2 separate regions of the Homo sapiens genome follow, and region 2 is linked to region 1. A link is a loop called in an ENCODE intact Hi-C map of the cell type or tissue named here. Cell type or tissue: GM12878. All regions are shown on one strand. Links, peaks and the distances in the headings refer to the core of each region. The heading gives the core; the rest is flanking DNA. Region 1 overlaps SUCLG2 (succinate-CoA ligase GDP-forming subunit beta). Region 2 overlaps SUCLG2-DT (SUCLG2 divergent transcript).

Region 1 (10,609 bases), core at 1,850-9,849:
CCCTGTATCTATCCGAGGACGTTTATCACACAAGATGCCAATTCCCACAAGAGGAAGAAAAGGACACCAGCTAGGACTCCAGAAATGTCCAAAGCTCTCTTGCTTTTTCTCTCTTGATAAAGATCCCAGATTCTTACGGTAAGAGAGGAGCTATAATAGTGGAAAGAGGGTAGTGGCTAAGAAGGGTCACTATGTATATTTTTCTTTGCATAAATTTGGAAGGCAGTGCCCTCTTTGATCTCATCCTGAGCTATCACATTCAATTCCTTCATGATACAGTGGACATTGTGAAGTTATCAATATTTCTGAAGATTCAGCAAACCAGTCTGGTGGCTGTCTGGGATCCCCTGATGGCTACTTTTACTAAGATAGAAGCAGGTCCTATTAGCAGATAACACTTGTTACCATTTTATAGATATTGTCTTATGTTGTTAGTTTTTTCCATTTTATTTTCCCAGCCATCTAGTAGCTGACATTTTTTTTTACATCTCTCTTGATCCTCCTTAATGCCTAAAGTTCATTGACCTGCATGCACATGGTATTTACTAATATACTAATTAACTAATTAAAAAACCACAGGCATAAACCTTGGAAGTACATTTAGTTAAAAGATTCAAATCTGATCATCTAACAAATTTAGAAATGTCAAATCTTCTTCTTAGTATCTCAGATAGACCTCTGATGCAATCAGCAGAGAATATTAAGGAAAATAATCTTGAATGTGGTATTTTGCATATTTCAGCATGAATATCATCTGCGTATTATAAAAATCACTTAATTCTTCTGGAATACTAAGCAGAGTATGAAAATAAAAGATGCACTCCTTTAAATCTTTTGGGAAAAATTTAAGGCAGGGTAACTAGCTTTTCTCGAAATGTATGAATAACTAATAAATTGTGGGCCTCTGTGACAACTCAGGCACAGAAAGGATCCCCAGAAAGAATGGGTCAATCGTAGTGTGCATTCATTTCTAGTTATTTCCAGTGACAAACAATAATATAATTGGCTGATAGAGACCTTTCCCCCTTTAAGAACAGGAGAAGAGTTGACTCTTAAAATCTGAGGGTCTCTGATCACTTTGACCCTGAAAACAGTCTGACATCAACATTTTAATCAGAAATACACCAATACTGATGCACTCATTGACTCCTTGATCAATTTTTTTTCATTGTAGCTTTGTCACTTATTTTCCTTTTATTACTTTTATTGGGATCAATTATGCTGCATTTACACTTCTAAGAAGATTTAATTCATCAGTATGTTTTAATGTTCATATTAGGCTTTGCTGACTGGCGTGTCTGCCATTTTCATTTTTCCTTTGTGATTATTATTTCTATTAAGTCCATATTGTGCAGATCTAAACATGTGAGGCAGACAGTCTCAGGGAAGGAAAGAGAAAGGAGAGTGGCAGAGAGTGGAAGAAGAAAGAGATACAAAGAGAGAGGCAAGCACAGAGAACAACACAGGCTACAACTGTTTGGGAGTCTTCATGTCAAAGGATGGGGGTACACCAGCAGAGTCAAAATATCCTTGGACTTTTTCTTGAGAAGGTCTCCAGGGAATTATGGCTGCAACACAGAGCTTGGGAAAACTGAGCTGTTCCAAGAATGATACTGTAAATGATATGGCTTGCCTCTGTGTCCCCACCCAAATCTCATCTTGAATTGTAATAATCCCCACGTGTTGTGGGCAGCACCCTGTGGAAGATAATTGAATCATGGTGGTGGGTTTTTCCCATGCTGTTCTCCTGATAGTGAATAAGCCTCACAAGATCTGGTAGTTTTACAAAGGGGAATTCCCCTACACATGCCCTTTCTTGCCTGCCACCATGTAAGACGTCCCTTGCTCTTCCACCACGATTGTGAGGCCTCCTCAGCCATGTGGAACTTTGAGTCAATTAAACCCCTTTCCTTTATCAATTACCCAGTGTTGGATATGTCTTTATTAGCGGCGTGAGAACAGACTAATACAGTAGATGTTGACTCAGTGGGGCTGCTTGAGTATAGTAATCTGAGTTTGTTGATGAAGTGTACAAGACTTTTGGATAGTTATCATATTAAAGTGTCTGTTATTCAGGTGGATAATGAGGTCGGAGATCGAGACCATCCTGGCTAACACGGTGAAACCCCGTCTCTACTAAAAATACAAAAAAAAAAAAAAATTAGCCGGGCGTGGTGGCGGGCGCCTGTAGTCCCAACTACTTGGGAGGCTGAGGCAGGAGAATGGCGTGAACCTGGGAGGCGGAGCTTGCAGTGAGCCGAGATCGCGCCACTGCACTCCAGTCTGGGTGACAGAGCGAGACTCCGTCTCAAATAAATAAATAAATAAAGTGTCTGTTACTGCTGTTACTATGGTGATTCTCAGAGTATGGTCCACAGAACTGACTTTCTCACTCCTTTGTGTTTTTTCTTGGTCCCTCTGAGACCTTCTAGCCTCTCAGGAAGGCCATCCTGATCCCACGGTGTTCCTTAAAAGTCCAGATCCCATAGGTAGCCAACCTAATTAGCTTACCTAATAGCCACTGCTCCCATTGTTCACAGCCCATCCAGCCAAGCCTTGGGGTTAGGGTCTTTGAAGAGGCCCAACAGATCCTTTTCCACCTGGGTTCTGATCCCAGTAAGAAATAAAATAGACTGAGGAAACAAAAGTATTACCTTCATCACCAAAGAAAAAAGAAGTAGTTGGAGGATGCACCTTATTGTGTGACCACCAGTGAGCTTCCTTACTCTAAGCCCCAGAATTAGGCAGCTTTGTAAACCCAGTCACAGGCTCCACTAGACTTCAGTGTACCTTCCATCCCAGGGTGGAACCCAAGGAGCAGAGGATGACCTGGACTCACTCTGAGTGGCATATCCCTAAAAGGAAGGCCAGAGGAAGGGGCGGGACTACCCATGCCAACTTTCTCCATTCAAATATTCAGTCAGCTCCCTACACCATCACCACTCCCGGATGGAGCCAGTGATAGGCAAAGAGAACAGGAGGGGTTACACTAATGACTGTCCCTCTGCATGGAAGGAAACATCCCCCAGTGCACATCACAGGTCTTATCTGCCCCAGGAGTGGGCTGCCTTTGGTCGGGTAGCTGCCCCACTCTAGGCAGTGGTCATCCCTTCAGGAACAAGAGCCTGAAGTTGCTTCCCTGAGCAGCAGCTGTGGGTGTGGCCATTTTTATAAGGAGAGGTTTTAAAACTGGGCAGGTACCAGGACTCGCATATCCTAAGTGCTGCCTTATAGTGTCAGAACACCACTGCGTGCTCTCGGGTATCTTCTGAGTGACTAGTCAGTTCATTTCTTCCTGACTCAATTTCCACTTGAAAGTCATATTTGATGAGCCATCAAAAAGAGCGAGCGAGCACATTGCTATCAGGACGAGACTTACAGGTGATTCAGTCTGTAGTGTCTTATAGACGCTAAGTGTGTCCCGCTGAGACTCTTCCAGAGAGCGCCACCTTGAGGCTGTCCTGAGGCAGAACTACCTATGGGGAAAGACTTCATGAGAAATGTTTCAGATGAGGGAAGACAGCTTTCATCTCATGCCACCTTCTCTTTATTGGCAGTGGCTGCCTGAGCAGTGCTGTGCCAAGAAAGATTCTGAGGCTATATCCCAGCTCAGTGGAAAAAGAGTTCTATGATCTTTCCAGCCACACATGTGGGAAGGGGTGGAGGGAGTGGAAATTCGAGCCAATATTTGCCATTGTCAATTCAAAGAGACCATAGGTGGGTTTTTTTCTCCTAGATATATAGCTGCTTACCACTATATCAAGTCAGAAGTAGGGACTGCAAGCTGGGAAACACCAGATGAAGATGATTCTTGTCTTCACCTGACCCTTTAGCCACAAGGCCAGAAATTTGGATTGTATAGAGCAAAGGTCTACAAACTTTTTCTGTAAAGGGCAGGATTTTAGGCTTTGTGTCTGTATATTCCCTGTTGTGATTACTCAGCTCTGCCATTGTAGTGTTGAAGCAGCAGTAGACAATAGGTAGAGGAATGGACATGGCTGTGTCACAGTAATCTTTTTTTAACAAAAACAGATAGTGGAACAGATTTGGTCCGTGAGCTATAGCTTGCAGATCCCTAGTGTAGAAAAGAGGCCAGCAGCAAGACCTAGAATTCTGGAAAATCCTCACGTTATCTCTATCTAAATCTCCCTTCCCCTAAGCTCTGAAATGTCTCGTGAGAGTCAAGTAAGAATTTGGCAGGCAATATTAAGCTCTGAGAATCTGACTTCTTCCCAAGGAAAATATTAGCAATGAGGTCCACTCAGTCATTTCCCCACGTAAGGACAGAATCACACTGAGTGACACAGTGATGAATGTGATTCTGTCCTAGGCAGTAATGGTGGACCAAAGTCAGCATTTTCGACAAAAGTCTCACACTGTTAAAATTACCTTTGAAAATTTCTTAAATCATCCGTAAATTAGAGTATGCATGGCTTGAAAGCTAGGAGGAAGATTCAAGGAAAGCATGAAAGGTAAATTCACATGCAGATGTTTGGGTGTATAAAACATCCCTTCTTTAAAAGAATTGTCTTATCCCTAGCAGATGATGGCAGGTGAGCACAGAAGTGTAAGGTGTTCTTGCTTGCCAGAGGGTTCATTCCATTCTTGTTTAATATTAAGGCTCCTTTAACTTTGGTTTAGTATCTATGTTGCTTTTTTTCAAGGGTTAACGTAATTGAAAGCATAAGCACGTAGCATCAGCTCTCAGTGAATATGTTAGACTTGATCCTAAACCTTGCTTGCATGATCATAGCACATACACACCATTCTTTGAAACCGTGTAGAGAAGAACTTAGCCATTGGCTTCCTGCCACTGGAGCTGGGGGCTCCTGCTGTGATGGTCCGAATAACTATCACATTCACACCTCGAGTGTTGATTTCTTCTTACTGTGCGAGAAGAAATCATCGAGGAGATTAGGTGTGGATACAATACAGCCACACAGAATATCTTATGTCATCTTTAATCTTCATAAAATGTTAGGGGTACAAAGCATTTAGATATGATTCACATTCAAGGAGAAATCTAAAGCCTCAAAGCTGCAGTAACTTCCCCAGGTTGTTCAGCTACTTGGGAACAGAACCGGGTTTAAAATCTCAGCTTCTTCCTCTGCAAAATGGAATAAAAATAGGGCAACTCTATAAGGTTGCTGTAAGGAGCAGATGAGTTTTTAAATAATTTGCAATAGTCCTTGGCTCAGTAAATGTTAGCTATCCTTATTATTATCTAAACCCTTGTCAGTATCTCGACTGAGGCCACATGGATGGCCAATGCTGTTGGCTGCCAAGCACGGTGCTAGGTATTAGGCACATATCATCTCAAAGAAATAAGAGCTGCTGACATAGCAGAAGTTTTGCCTCTGATTCTCAATGAATTATTCTGTTTCTGACATAAAGTAACAAGGCAAAAGAGACATGAAAAGTTATCTAAATTTACAGGTCACCAAGAAAATGGACCTCCTCTATCTAATTGCCACTTGAAAGGAGACTAAGGAAGGAGGTGCAAGGGTACAGGAGCAGTGGACATTTGAGGAGGAATTTGCTGCTTTAGAGAATTTGGCTTGTTTCCACTGAATTCCCCTCTCCCAGTGGGGAGAAAAAAACTCAGTTACTTCCAGCAGAGGGGCTGAAATACTTTAGGCTTTCGAGGCCATGCTGTCTGTGCCACAGCGACTGACTCCTCCCATTGCAAAGCGCAAACAGCCACTGATGAAGCAAATCAGTTTGGCTATGTTCCACGAAAAAGTTATTTATGGATGCTGGAATTTGAATTTCATGTAACTTTCATGTATCATAAAATGTTCCTGTGATTTTTTCCTCCCAGCTATTTGAAAATGTAAACCCTATTCTTAACTTGCAGGTGATACAAAAAGAGGCAGCTGGCTCAATTTTGCCCAAAAACTAGAACTTGCCAGCCCTGACTCAGAGCACTAGACCAAGAATCAGACCTGTCAGGGTTAACTGGTTGTTTGATCCAAGCAAATTGTCTGACATCTCTGGGCCTCATTTTCCTCTAGTGAATTCCTTCTAGCACTTAAAGGCCAGCTGCGTGGTTATGTGGCTTTACCCTCAGGTGAACCTGGGTTCAAGTCCTGGCTCAGCCTCTGACTTGCTGGGGATGTCGGGCCAGTTCCGAAGCCTCCCAGTGTTTTTGTTGCCTCTCCTGTAAAATGGGGATTAAAATGATGTTGACTGCAGGGTTGCTCTGAGGATTAAGTTTCATGATACTTGTAAATCCCTTAACTCATGTATCCAACAAACATTTGTTGCACCTAATATGTACTCAATAAGTGCTAACTACTGTATTCTTTTTTAAAAAACTGAATTCCTATTAAAATAATAACTTTTAAATTACAGTTTCTACATATTTCCAGACTGGAAAATGATTTTCTTCACAGCCTTATGATAAAAGGCAGGAGGCGTCTGCACCTTGCGAACAAAATCCTGTACCATGTGCCCACTACCTTTATTTTCTCTTGTGTGTAATAAAAGCGAAGAAGAAATTTTGATAAATTAACCTTGCATCTTTGTTTACAGCTCTCTTACTCCACCCAGTGGCAGAAAGTCACTGGTAACATGCCAAGGAGGTCACGAATTTTTAACATTTTAATAATTGTTATTATTTATAATATCCCCTAGTAGTAGAGCAAGATTTCATTTTAAACTCATTCCCCTTTGATTTTCCATTTTTAAGGCCTGCAGTGGGTAGATAACCATTTAGCTGAGTGGCTCTCAACAAGCAGATATTAAGAAGTGCCTGAGGTTCCACCAGCATGAGTTGATCAGTTATCTGTACAGGTGGTTATTAAAAGTGTTGTCCTGAAGGCTCATTAAAAAGCAATGTAGCATTTAATAAATATTAGAACATGTCAGTAGCACCATTTAAATGTGGGAAGGAGATCAATTTCCTTTGTAATTCTGTGCACAGGCATAAACACTCTTTAGAACACTTAATTCCATGTCAGAGTTTAAAGCAGCTATGATAATTTCTATTTAGAAGTAAAGGCAGGGAGAGGGTTGGGGAATAGATGTCAGACACTTGGTGAATTAAGAAGAAAATAACCTTAAATACTCAAATAATATCATTTTGCAAAAAAGGAATGCAGAAACTCACAGTCATTTCCAAGGCTTCCTCTAATTCTTTTCTTCCTTTTCTTTTTCAATAACCTGTTTCCACTCTCTGCTGTTTTACTTTTATTTTATTTTATTTTATTTTATTTATTTATTTATTTATTTTGAAAATAGAAGTGGGTCTCACTCTGTTGCCCAGGCTGGAGTGCAGTGGTGCAATCACAGCTCACTGCAGCCTTGACCTTCTGTGCTCAAGCGGTCCTCTGACCTCAGCCTCCTGAGTAGCTGGGACTACAGGCCACCATGCCCAGCTGGTTTCCTTTTAATCCCTCTTCTCTGCGTGTCCCCACCTCCCCTTCCAGTTGTTCCCTCAACAGGAAGGAGGAAGCAAGTGGTAGTTAACGACAAGGGCAGGGTCAGTGGGCAGTAGAGCTATGCCTTCAAGGAGAAACCAGGTTGAATGCTGCAAAGAGATGGTGCCAGCATCAGGGTAGGGGCTGGTGTGGAAGGCACTTGGCAAACTCATTTTTTTCCTTTACTTTCTCTTATTCTCTACCTGTCTTTTTTCTTATGTCTGTTCCTTTTTGAGCTATTCCCCATGACTCTGTCTCTTGTCTCTCTCTTCATTTGTCTCTCTCTCTATCTCCCTCTCTCTCTCTCTACCCCCCTTTCCCCTTCTGTAACAAGTTTCTACCTGGTCATGATGGCTCTGCATATGACCCATTTCTCATAACAGATGAGCTTCATATTTGAATATGAGAATCCCTTCAAAAACTGCTTAGTTCTGAGCATGCCTAGTATATGCTTAATAATTAAGGTGGTAATTAAAGTGTAACTGCAAGTATAATTAAAATTCACTTTTGTGGATCCTAGAATTATGAAGCAATTAGGCATTTTCACATGGCACTGAAGGAGCAGCTGGGAGGAGAGAAGGGTTGTGGTTTTCTGGGAAACTGCTCCGTCCCCTTTCTTCCCTGGCCCTGTCCACCAGTGTTAGCCTGGAGCAAGGCCTCACTTGACTGGGGCACTTGAAGCTGCTACAGGTTGGGAGAAGTGGTAACAGCTTGGAGTCCTCACTCAGGGCAGTGAGCACAGCCAGCTCTTCCTGGGCCCTTCCCAGCAAAAGGAGCCACTCCCAAAACCCCTAGGTAACTGTGAGAGGACTCCAAAAAAAAAAAAAAAATCCCTCCTGATTGCACCTTGAGCAGTTTGCGGTATCTATTTCAACCCTATAGGAAAGGGTTGTTAGGACAGCAAGGAGATCTATCAAAAAGTACCCGCCCACTCCTCTTCTCGTCAAGCACACTTTGTATGTGGGAATCCATCTGGAGTTACCCCGTCGGTCAGCACGTACTGCTAGCTAACGGATATTGGGAGGTATCCAGTAAGCAAGTCTGACAAAGGAAAGTGGATGTTTAGAGGGGACGAGGGAAGCATCAGTAAGTCATCCCAATAAGACTTCATCCATGGTAAGATTTTAGAAATACAAGGTGCTCCAGAAGTTCATTGTACCAGCCCCTGCTTTAGTTGGGGCATGGGGAGGTGGTGATTAGAAAGATATCCCCAAAGAAATACCATTTAACAGATGCCTTGTGAATGAATGGGTGTCAGCCCAGTGGAGAGAGGTGTCAGCCCAACAGAGCTCTGGGTGGAAAGCCCAGCAAGGGCAGTGGCCCAGCACATCTTTGTGCTCATGAATTTCTAAATCATTTCTTTTCCCTTGGGAATACTGGTGCTAAGTTGGGTGCAAAAGAGGATATTAATTAAGGAACTAAATTATTTAGATTACTTGGTTGCAAGGAAGCACAACTCATTAAAGTTATCTCAAAAAATTAAGAAGATCAAGAGCTCATTTCATCCATACACATGCAAAGGAACTCAGGTAAAACTGAATAAGAAGTTATCTGAATAAGTGGGAACCGTGATAAAAAACTAGTCTCCAGAAAGAGCAGGATCTGAAATGGAGGAAGACATCAGGAGCGCCACTCCTGCACCTATCTGGAGGTCTTAGAGCTGCATTGAGATTGGAAGGTGCTCAAAAGAAGAAAGGAAGAGGAAGAAGGGCCTAGTCTACGTCTCTGCAGGAGGAGATAGAAATTTACACATGGGGTACGGTGGCTCATGCTTCTAATCCCAGACTTTGGGAGGCCGAGGCAAGTGGATCACTTGAGGTCAGGAGGTTAAGATCAGCCTGGCCAACATGGTGAGACCCTATCTCTACTAAAAATACAAAAATTGGTTGGGAGAGGTGGCCACTGCCTCTCATCCCAGCTACTCAGGAGGCTGAGGCAGGAGAATTGCTTGAACCAGGGAGGTGAAGGTTGCAGTGAGCTGAGATCACGCCACTGCACTCCAGCCTGGGTGACAGAGCAAGACTCTGTCTAAAACAAAATTTACACGTGTAACTGTCATTTACCTTCTGGTCCAAAGACTGGTTTGCTCCTGTGTCCATCAGGGCTTTTGTTTCACACTCTGTCATTACTCCATGAAAGCCATGCTTTGATTAGTTTCTAAATTCCTTAGCCTGCTATCTAACACCTGCCACAGTCAAATGAATCAAAGTGCACGCAGGTTGTGTTAATGAAATAATACATTTTTACATCTGTGTTACTTACCTATCAGCACTTAACAAATTACCCCAAAATGTAGCAGCTTAACAAAAAGAACAGTTATTATCTCACAGTTTCTGTGGTCAGGAATCTGGGTGTGGCTTAGGTGGATCCTCTCACTCAGGGTCTCTCACAAGGCTGCAATCACAGTGTCAGCCGAGCTGTAGTGATCTCAAGGCTTGACTAGGGAAGAATTTGCTTCCAAGATCCCTTATATGGTTCTTGGCCAGATGCACTTCCTCCTTGGCTATTAGACCCAGAGCCTCAGTTCCTCATCAGCCGTTGGCCAGAGTTTGCCCTCAGTTCCTTGCCCAGGTGAGTCTCTCCAGAGGGCAGCTCATAGCAGGGTAGTTTGCTTCATCAGAGTGAAAAAAGAGTTAAAGGGAGCAAGACTGAAGCCACAGGCTTTTGTAACCTAGTCTCAGAAGTGACACTCCATCACTTTTGCCATGTTCTTATCTATTAGAAGTAAGGCTGTGGGTCCAGATCATACTCAAGGGGGACGGATTCTACAAAGATGTGACTACCAGGAGGCAAGAGTGATTGATCTTTGAAAACCATTTTAGAAGCTGCCTTCCACAGCATTTACAAAGTCATATGTTAGTCAAAATAATGCTAGCTCCTGTAACAACAGAAAAATGCAGAAATTTCAGAGTCTTAACATTATAGAAGGGTCTTTCTCATTCCCATAAGGTCTAAGAGGGTGAGTGGGTAAGATGCTTGGCTCCAGAGAGTTATTAAAGTATCCAGGCTGAAGGAGTCATTGCCATCTTCAAGAAGTGATTTGGCTGGGTGCAAGGGCTCATGCCTGTAATCCCAGCATTTTGGGAGGCCACGGCAGATGGAGTCCTTGAGTTTAGGAGTTCAGGACCAGCCTGGGCAATGTGGAAAAACCCCATCTCTACAAAAAATACAAAAAATAGCTGGGCGTG
Region 2 (10,609 bases), core at 1,390-9,389, 300 kb before region 1:
TCAGTAAGCGGAGACTAGGAATCTGCATTCAGAATCTTCCCAAGCGATGCAAATGAACAACTGAAGTTTGAAAATTGCTACTTTAGCTTTCTCCAAAACCAGCATAAACCCCCTTTTCATGTTATACTTCATTAGATGTTTAAAGACAGCTCTTCTATCCCCTTCCTCTAACCGACTTTGGGTTTTCTTTGTCTTAGACTGAACAGCTAAACCTTCTAGAGCCATCCCTCCTACAAGGCCCCTTAGTACCCCAGAAGGTCAGGCTGCATTCTCTGAATGCACTTCCATTCATTGTCTTTCCATTTAGAGTGATCTTGGTTGGGGAGTGGGTCTCTAACCGACAGCTCTCTAAAGACCCTTGCACAGTTTTTGAAATTAGTTCTTACACTTGAGAAACTCTGCCCTTTTTCCCTTTGCACTATCCCTTGGGAAGATGTTCAAAAAGATGACAATGTTCAGGCTTGTGATCTCAGAGTAGAAAATACACCCAGGCTGTGTGTTTCTGTCCTGTGTGTTTTTGCCCCATTAGAGACCAGACAGAGCATCTGTATATGAGTCTCCAACAAACGATCACATGAAAAATGATGTGTGATGACAAGGCAAAGAGTGCAAAAGAGATTGTCAAGTGAAAGGAGAGGACATAAAGGAGTTATTGTCAGAGAGTGTGTTGGTCAACAGATAGATAGCAATCTAAAGAATGTCTTCTGTTAGAGTTCTACATAGCATACAGCTTATGCTCTACCTGAGTAGGCTGGGTTTTGTTTCATTACACTGAAAGAGTAAATGGTACCTTAATATATATTTTCATTACCAGGGTATCTATTATTCAGATCATCTATGTTAGCTAACTGATTATGCTACTGCATATTTTTTTATTGTTCCAAAAATTTGAAAAAGCAAATTTGGCAAAAATCTTGGAACTCAGCTTTCCTACAAACTAGAGTAGTCTTCGTTGATTAATTCATATAACCAACATGCTAGGCAGACTAATATCCAACCCCGCCCATCAAATATTCACACCTTAGTCCTCAGAACCTGTAAATACATTATGAGACAAAAGGCAAGTGTGATTATATTAAGAATCTTGACGAGGGTAGAAAATCTTGGATTCTCCAATAGGTCCAATTCAATCTCATGAGTCCTTAAAATCAAAGAATTTTTCCTGTGGTTCAGAGAGATGTGACTATGGAAGCATGATCAGAGAGAAGCAAGGTTATTGGCTTTGAAGTTGGAAAAAAAGAGCCATAAGCCATGGAATGTTGGTGTCCTCTAGAAGCTGGAAAAGGCATGGAAACAGATTCTCCCTGACAGCCTCCAGAAAAGACCACAGCCCTGCCAACATCTTGGCTTTAACCCAGGTTTCAGACTTGCAAAACTGTAAGATAATAAATTTGTATTTATTGAAGCCACCAAGTACATGGTAATTTATTATAGAAGGAACAGAAAACTAATACAACCAATGTGCAGATATAGTAATAAAATAAAGTATATCAGGTACTATGCTCATAATAGCTTCATTAGTAAAAGTCCCAAATTAGAAACAATTCCGATCTACCAAAAGGCAATTACACCCTGGGTACTGTCACGGATATATCCAGTTGACAAAATTCATCAAACTGCAACAGACAATAAATACAATTCTCTATATGTATATTATAATGCAATAAAATTTATTAAAGGGCAATGATGGTACATGTGTCCATGTATGTACCATCTATACTATGCAATCATTTAAAATTCATGGTTTAACAGAGAAGTCAGCAAACAATCTGGCTCAATGCCTGCTTTGAGCACAACCATACCCATTCATTACATATCCTCTATGGTGGCTCTCTTGCTATGGTAGCAGAATTCAGTAGGTGCAACAGAGACCATGTATCCTGTAGAGCCACTAAAATATTTCCTCTATAGTCTGTATTTCAGAGCATACCACAAGGAGTTCCATGTAGATTTTCTTAAGTTTCTAGATATTTTTTCCCAGTCATTGGCACAACCAAAGGCAGAGCTTTCAAACCAAGTCTCTCACCTACCAGGTTGGCAGCCAAGCAGGCAGTGGCTTTTTATTCATCCACTTGACAGATATGTATTGAGTGCTGGGTAAACATGGGCCAGGCCCTGTGATAGAAGCTGGATATACTTAAATGCATAAATTACATATGTCTAGCCCCTTGTGGAGGTTACGATTCTATCAATCTGCGCAGTCCAGATGTGGAAGTCCCCAAAGGTGATTCATGAACCACCAGCATCAGCATCACTGGGAAATTGCTACAAATGCAAATTCTCAGGCCCTACACTGCCTCTATTGAATCATATATCTAGGGATGGACCCAACTATGTGTTTTTTCCAGACCAGCAGGAAATTCTGTTGTATGTTCAAGTTTGAGAATCACTGAACTAAACCCAAAAGGTCTGTGCTAGGATAAGTGTTTCGTGAACCAGATTTTAGGAATGGAAATAGCTCTTCACAACACCCATGCTGGAAGATACTTTGTCCACCTTAACTATCTGTCTTACCCATTGTTTTGTTGCTTATAACAGAATACCTAAACCTAGGTAATTTATAAAGAAAGGAATTTATTTCTTACAGATATGGAGGCTGAGAAGTCTGGAGTCAAGGGACGGCATCTGATGAGTGCCTTCTTGCTAGCTGGGACTCTCTGCAGAGTCCCAAGGCAATGTAGGGCATCACATGGTGAGGGAGCTGAGTGTGCTACCTCAGATCTCTCTTCCTCATCTTATAAAGCCACCACTCCCACTCACTTAATAATTCATTAATCCATTAACGCATGAATCTATGAATTCATGAATACATTAATCCATTCATGAGGGCAACACCTTCATGACCCAATCCCTTCTTAAAGTCCTTACTTCTCAATGATACCGCATTGGGGATTAAATTTCAACATGAATTTTGGAGGAGACAAATATTCAAACCATAGCACTATCCTATGTAATAATTTATTTTTATTAAAGTTATAGGAAATTGACAGCAAAGCACACCATAGAATGTGTAGATTGCTTAACATGTGCAGAATGCAGAGCAAGGCACTGCAGTCAATGCTAAGGAAATATAAAGGATGCTTGGTGCTGTGCTGCTTTCTCAGTGAGAGAGAAAAAGAACCCATAGTATCAGCATCATTATATACCAGAAATTGTCAAACATTTTCTGCAAAAGTCCAGATTGTAAGTACTTTAGACTTTGTGGGCCATATAATCTCTGTCACAACTATTCAACTCTAGTGTTGTAGCACAAAAGCAGCATATTTATAGACAATATGTAAATAAATGGGCATAGCAGTGTTCCAATAAAACTTTATTTACACAAACTGGTAGTGGGCCCTTAGGTTGTAGATTCCTGATCCCTGTCATATACCATTATTACCATATATCATTATACATGATGCCATGAACCATGCTATACGGCTTCACCACATATTTCATTTTGTTCAAATTTTAACGTAATTTTCCCTGTAATTTTGTCATATATGATCACCTAACTTTGACCTTCAAAAGCTCTGTTAATATCTTGTTAATGAAAACATTATTCAGAGCAGTAACCTTCAAGATATAATCTTACTTCAATGAATGAATACATTCTACTTGTTTATTATCACAATACTAGCTTCTGTAAAAAAAAATTCTGAGGTTGGCATTGCTATTTTAGAAATTAGAAACTAAAACTTAAAGAGGTTAAGCAATCGTTGAAGTTCATACAAAAAATAATTTTTTGAGCCAGGGTTCAAACTCTAGTATTTTTGGCACTGAAGCAGCCATTTCTGGGTACTATCTCCCCATGGAGTGAATATGCTTAAAATCTAACCAGAAATTGGGTTCAGGGTACAAATGGAATATTTATGCCTCTGTGGCTATTTCTCTTCTTGACTGTGTCCTATAATTATTATTTCAGTTTACAAGCATTTCATGTCTTTAAATTTCATGACAGTCACACATACATCATAGATAAGTCATAACCCAAAACCCTAAGCACATTACTAGTTAAGTAATGATAGAATAGGAAACATTCTGTAACAGCTCAATCAGTAATATAATATCCTTCACAATATAGTTCTATAGTCATCTGTATTAGTCTATTCTCATGCTGCATAGTAATAAAGACATAGCCCAGACTGGGTAATTTATAAAGGAAAGAGGTTTAATTGGCTCACAGTTCAGCATGATTGGGGAAGCCTCAGGAAACTTACTATATGTTACAATCAAGGGGAAGCAAACACGTCCTTCTTCACGTGGCAGCAGCAAGAAGAAGTGCCAAGCAAAAGGGGAAAAGCCCCTTATAAAACCATCAGATCTCGTGAGAACTAACTCGCTAACTAACTCACTATCACAAGAACAGGATGGGGAAAACAGCCCCCATGATGCAATTATCTCCATCTGGCCCCTCCTATGACATACGGGGATTATGGGTACTACAAATCAAGATGAGTTTGGGTAGGGACACAGCCAAATCACGTCATCATCTATCCCTGGTCTAATATCTACGTGACTGTTGGCAGGTCTTTTTCCTCCTTAGACAATTTTCCAGTCTAAAGCGGAAGGTCTTGGTCTATTGTTTATAAGTCTAACTTTAAATTCCAAATTCTAATTCTATAACAATATGACATTCTTCCTCAGTCTTCCTTTCTTATGGAACACAATCACATATGGTTACAGAATGCATTCTTTGGCTCTTGATACATATGTTGAACCAAATGTCCAACTTTGAAGGATTTACATCCTTAAAAATTAAGAAATGGATCATTTCAAGCCATAGAGGAGAAACAAATATCTGGGGCCACCATCATTTCTAAAGAAATAGTAAACAAAACCAAAGATTATAGAATCTTCAGGGAGTTCACTTGTGATATTCTGCAAATAGGAAGTGAAAATGAAAGTGATAAAATAAGGCTTGTTAAATCTGAGACTATGAGCAGATCTGTACAGATGGGAACATCAGTGAACAAGCACCCATGCATGTTTTCAGGTCAGATGAAGAGCCACTGAAAATAGATCAGAAAGCAACAGAGCCTGGCAGGGTGCGTCTGAAAGAAAATAATTTAAACTTAGCCTCCATGGGAAAAAGAAGCTCACCATCATCCCATTTCCCTTATAAGATATGGCTCTAATATGTTGGTCATTCAGAAAACAAGAGTCAATGGAGAGAAACACAGGATTTGGACAAACACATGAACAAAGAAATGGGTTCCAGCCTTTCCTGGGTATTCAGCAGCTCAACAATATGGATGATTTTTTTTCGTTCATGCTGAAATGAAAAATTTAAAACTTTTGTCATGAATCTACATTTATTTAATTTAAAGGGTTATATTATTTTCTCAGATTTTGTCCTTCCCTTTTTGTTGTTGTTGCTAAATTTCTTTCTTTTGCAAGAATGATGAGAATTTAGTTGGCTTTGCTTCTTTGTTGCCTTCACTTAAGAAAATAAAAGTAAATTTTGTCAACTTTATATCAGTTCCATTAAAAAAAAATTGAAATTGGGTACAATGTTCACTGCTTGGGTGATGGGTACACTAAGAGCCCAGACTTTGCCACTGAACAAATATACCCACATAACAAAACTGCTCGGGTACCCTCTGAATCCATACAAATATTAAAAACTAAATTTAATTTAAAAACAAAAATATTTGAAATTATTTTGGTTCATGAAACCCAAAAGGCTCAGGGGTCTGCTTATCGTGTGACATTTGGATGCTGTCACTCTGTGGATCTTGATAACAGCTTCATTGTTGAGCACCTATTCAAGTCAAGTACTTTACATTCATTATTTATAATTATTCCCCAAATTCTGCAAGGCATATATCGCCATTCAAAGTCTATGAATGATGATGATGAAGTTCACAGAAGTTAAAGGACAAGCCCAAGGTTACACAGCTATTAAAATGGACATCCTCAATGTCCTTTCTCAAAGGCAATGCAGCCACTTATATCTGACTACAAACCCACAGAAATCTCCATGGTGAATTATTGAAAATTGGCAAAACTCTTTTTTACTTCAAAGGGACACAAATGGCAATCAACAGACTCACATTCATCCTCACAGGCAACCCCCACAACTAAAATGTGAACATTTTCCCCTAACAGCAAAAAAGTTGTAAGTGATTTTAAATGTTTATATGTCTTAATGTGGCTCAATCCATCAGTAGCATTTTGGATATACTCCATTTTGGAAGAGTCGGAAAAACAGTTGGCAGCATTTTGTGCATTTTATTTTAATTTAGAGGGGGGACATTTGAGATCTGCAATTAAAAAGAGGTTTGCTTTGGCTGTGACGAACTGATGTAATTCACAATTTAAACTCATTTGAGAAAAATAACAACAGCTACAACTGTCACATTTGCCAGGGAGGGAAATAGGATGAACAACAACAGGGCCCGGGAGGAGAAAAACAGCTCATTGATAGGACTACAGATTATACAGATTAGTCATTGCAAGGGCAGAGTAAGCATCCATGGACAATCATTTGACATTTTATAAAATAGAATGGCGACTGCTTAACAATATTTTCAAAGGGATTCACCAAGAAGCTTTGATAATGATGGCCTATTTGAAGCTACAACCTAGTGATAGGTAGGGTATTAAAAGAAGGAAATTTTGCACACTGAATTGTTAAATTAGAATGTAAACTGGAGCCCAGAGTGGCATGAAATATATAGAACCAGTAGTCATAGAGGGAATCTTTCCATTCTGTCCTGTCACAAGTGAAAACTGAGAATTCTCACAGCTTGAGATTTTAAATCCTGGGGAAATTATAAATGGCTGGGTTTACTAAGGGACTACTCTGGGTCTGCAAAACTAACATTTACCCATTGAGTGGTTTACAAGAAAGCCTATGTTCTTGTGAGGCTTATTGCAGCATCCTCTTTGAAAACTCCTCTGGCCTTGAAAGTGAGTGAGACTTTGACAGAAACTAAGTTTTATTTCCCATGTGATGAACTCAAGCTATGGCTCAATGTTTTGAGTTTTTCACTCAAGCAATCAACATATATGAAGGAAATGACAGTTTGAAATATCAAACTGCATTTTGCTTCTTGGGAGGAAGTTGCTTTCCCCATTTACAGCTCTTCTGCCATGAAGATTGGGCTAAGAAGCTGAGACCAATTGCTGCAGAGATGGAGACAGAAGTGATACACAACCAGATATTTCCAGGAAGGAAAGTGGAAAGCCCTGCTAACAGGTATAGTCTTAAGGGAGACAAAAAAAAAAAAAAAAAAAAAAAGGCCAAGAATCTAGACCCTTTTGTCTTCCTATGTGCCTAGCAGATATGACCTTTGGACTCCAAAGTGCAACAAGCTAGCTACAGGCAAAGCCAGCATTAAGGACTGTCACCCCAAATACCAGAATGAGATAGGATCCCCCTTATAGCAACTGCTCGGGGAAGAAGAGCCAGAGAAGGGGAAGGACAAGCATCTAGAGCAGCTCTGTCCAATAGAAACATCATGAAAGCCATGCATACAATTAAAAACCTTCTGGTAACCACATTTGAGAATGCAAAATTAAACAGGTAAAAATTTTAATACTATAGTTTATTTAACCCAATATAATCAAAATTCTATAATTTTAATATATAATCAATACAAAAGTACTAATCAGATATTTTACGTCTTTAAAATCCAGTGCATATTCCATTGGATTTCATTTACAGCAAAGATCAATTCAGACTAATCACATTTCAGGTGATCAGTGGCCACGTGTATTGAGTAGCACAGATTAGAATAAATCAAGTTTAAATTTTAGGGCATTTTAAATCAGAAAAAAACAAGGGACCTTGAATAGACAAAACTATTTGCTTATTTTTCTGCTTAAATCCAGGGCAACAGTCAAAGAGAAAAGAGAGACCAGTATTAGAAAAATAAAAGTTGGCCAGGCATGGTGGCTCCTACCTATAATCCCAGTGCTTTTGGAGACTGAGGTGGGAGGATCACTTGAGCCTAGGAGTTTAAGACCAGCCTGGTAACATATGGTAACATAACCTCTTCTCTACAAAATTTTAAAAATTAGCCAGGTGTGGTGGCACACACCTGTGGTCCCAGCTACTTTGGAGGCCGAGGTGAGAGGATTGCTTGAGTCCAGGAGGTCAAGGCTGCAGTGAGCCAGGTTGATGCCACTGCACTGCAGCCTCAGTGACAGAGCAAGACCATGTCTCAAAAAAATGAAAAATAAATAAATTAGTTAAAGTGGAACCATAGAATTATGTAATTGACTTATTGTACTATTTCAGGTATCGCATAGAAAATCTAATCCTACTGCACAGAAGTCTACTGAGTGTCTACTATGTGACAGGTTTGGATGGGACTGAGAAAATGCAAAGATTAATAAGACACAGAATGGTTTATGATGCTCAGGGGTAGGCCCATGATAAAAAATAATAAAGATATGATAGAACATAAATAGAGACAAAAAGCAACAGTGTGGGAATCCAGGAAAGTCAGTAATTAATGTTTCTGGGTTGCTGTTGGCCATAAGCTCAAGGAGGGTTGCAACCATATCTGTTTTATTTGCCACTTTCTCAAGAGTACCTGACATAGGGCTCAATAAAAGTGTGTTGAACGAGTGAGTGAACGATTGCTGGTTAGAGAGAACCAGGTGAGGAAAGGCCTCATATTTGGTGTGGTATTTGAATTTGGCTTCGAAGAACTAACTGGTCTTCACCTAGGAGAGTAGAACACTTTAGACCAAAAGACCTGAACATCCAGGTAGGTGGATATTTAGGGCACATTCAGTCAATGATATTTGATCTTGTGAGACAGGAGTGTAGATGGAGACAGAAGATGAGATGGAAAAGTTAGGTTGGGGCCAGATGGTAAAAAATGTGGAGGGGTTTCTATGAACTATTTGCAGGATTAGTCTATTCTAGCCACGTACCGATAGCAGTATAGTGAGGTTAAAAATTCCTGCAATGCTAAAACAGACTTTTGCAGCATATTGATCTCCTGTTTTTAGAGCTTTCAGAAAGCAATCAACCATCAGACAGCCTAACAGTGGTAAACGACAATATACATTCTTTAGAGCTGACCGTACATTGCTGTTGAATTTTCCCCATCTCAGTTAACTTTCTTTTTCTTTCCTGAATAAATTTACGGAGAGAACAATATAAGCAGTGAATAAAATGAAAATGCACTGGGTTACATTTCACCCCAAAATAATAGAATGAGATTTTTTTTTTTAACGGGAAGAGGAGTGGTAATTTTTGCTCGCTGTTATCATCAAGGATTTCTTATCTACTAAAATAATATCAAATATACTATCCAACTGGTAATATTAACACATAAATCCCAGGACTACATCTAGAAATGTTTCTGCTATAAAAAAAGAATGTTCCTGACTAATGTGGTACATTTATAAACTCAATGTGCATATGGCAATAGCAAGTTTAGAGAGTGGCAATAAACAAACAAAAAAATAAAGAGGAGAGGATAGTTTATGAAGCTTATAAAGGCCTTATTAGAGCATTCGGGTAATTGGAAATTTGAATATGGCCAATACAATTTGGACCCAGGTTAAAACAGAGTTGGTTCAGTGTTGTGGTTAGCAAAATAAACATCAGAGTCAGATATGCAAGGGTTTCAGTACTGGCTCCTTTTGTTACTACAAGGTTGGTGCAAAAGTAATGGCAAAAACCGCAATTACTTTTGCATCAACCTAATAGTAAGTGACTTACCTCTCTGATCGTCAGATTTTTATTCATAAAATGAGGGGATCATAAACCTAACACTAAGGGTTGTTATGAACACTGCATGCAATTATAAAGAAGTTCCTGACACACGGTAACAGCTCAAAAAAGTGATGGCTATTGTTCTTCAGTCACTGAACAATTTTTCAGCATCTATTATGTACTAGGTTTTGGAAAATCAGAGACAAAAATATCTGACTTGAAAAAGTTCATTGTCTAATGCAACAAATATTTTCTGTAAGAGCATACATCATTACATAGACCTAGAATATATGCTCTATATAATAATAGTAATGTGTTTCTCATACAGGTTCACATAGCTTAGCGTTTCTCAATTTCAGCATGGTTGACGCTTAGGGATGGATAATTCTTGCTTGTGGGGGCTGTCCTGTGTGTTGTACAATGTTTATACACATCTCTGGCCTCTACCTATGAGATACCAGTAGCATTCACCAGTTGAGATAACCAACAACATCTAGTCATTGCCAAATATCTCTCCTTGGTTGAGAACTACTGGCATAGGCTGATGGAGATACTGCCTAAAAATCAGCCAGTATGGCTAAGGTTTTATTTAGTTACGAAAACCTGACTCCACATCCCCCAGTTTGGTGACATAACCACTTATCACTACAGCATCATCTGAATCTTGCCTCTACTCTATGTTCTGACACCCTCTTTCCTAATCCAGACCCCCTCTCTCTCTCATCAGAGCCACTGCCCAACTTGAACTGGTCTCAGGGCCTCTTTTCTCTTCCCACTCATTATACACATGGCAAGTAGATTGATCTCAAAACACAGCTCTGATCATAACACTCTCCTCTTCAAAAACCTACCCTTGTTCAGGGAAGGAATTTGCTAGTGCTTCATTGGCAGTGATAGAGAAATCAGTTTGTCTTGCTTTGCTTGGAACTTCCCCAGCTTTAGCAT

What was found. A loop is a pair of places that touch in the nucleus more often than their neighbours do. Peaks named below come from ENCODE experiments on the same cell type or tissue, not always from the same donor. Only the 100,000 strongest peaks of a DNase experiment are listed, where the experiment ranks them.
Region 2: a loop joins it to region 1, with 2.3 times the contacts of the local background. A loop is called at or near these places in 1 of 110 quality-filtered maps.

Annotation. Positions count from the first base shown.
Region 1 is chr3:67,377,808-67,388,416 of GRCh38, reverse strand. All of the region lies in intron 10 of SUCLG2 (succinate-CoA ligase GDP-forming subunit beta), which reads left to right. Among named protein-coding and RNA genes, the nearest start is that of MIR4272, 160 kb to the right of the region's middle. In GM12878, for the core only: CTCF peaks have their summits at 3,435 (motif pointing left) and 6,553; no DNase peak of the experiment used is centred there.
Region 2 is chr3:67,680,030-67,690,638 of GRCh38, reverse strand. All of the region lies in intron 3 of SUCLG2-DT (SUCLG2 divergent transcript), which reads right to left. Among named protein-coding and RNA genes, the nearest start is that of SUCLG2-DT, 31 kb to the right of the region's middle. In GM12878, for the core only: no CTCF peak of the experiment used is centred there; a DNase peak (open chromatin) is centred at 4,948; H3K4me3 peaks cover 353 bases; H3K27ac peaks cover 1,177 bases.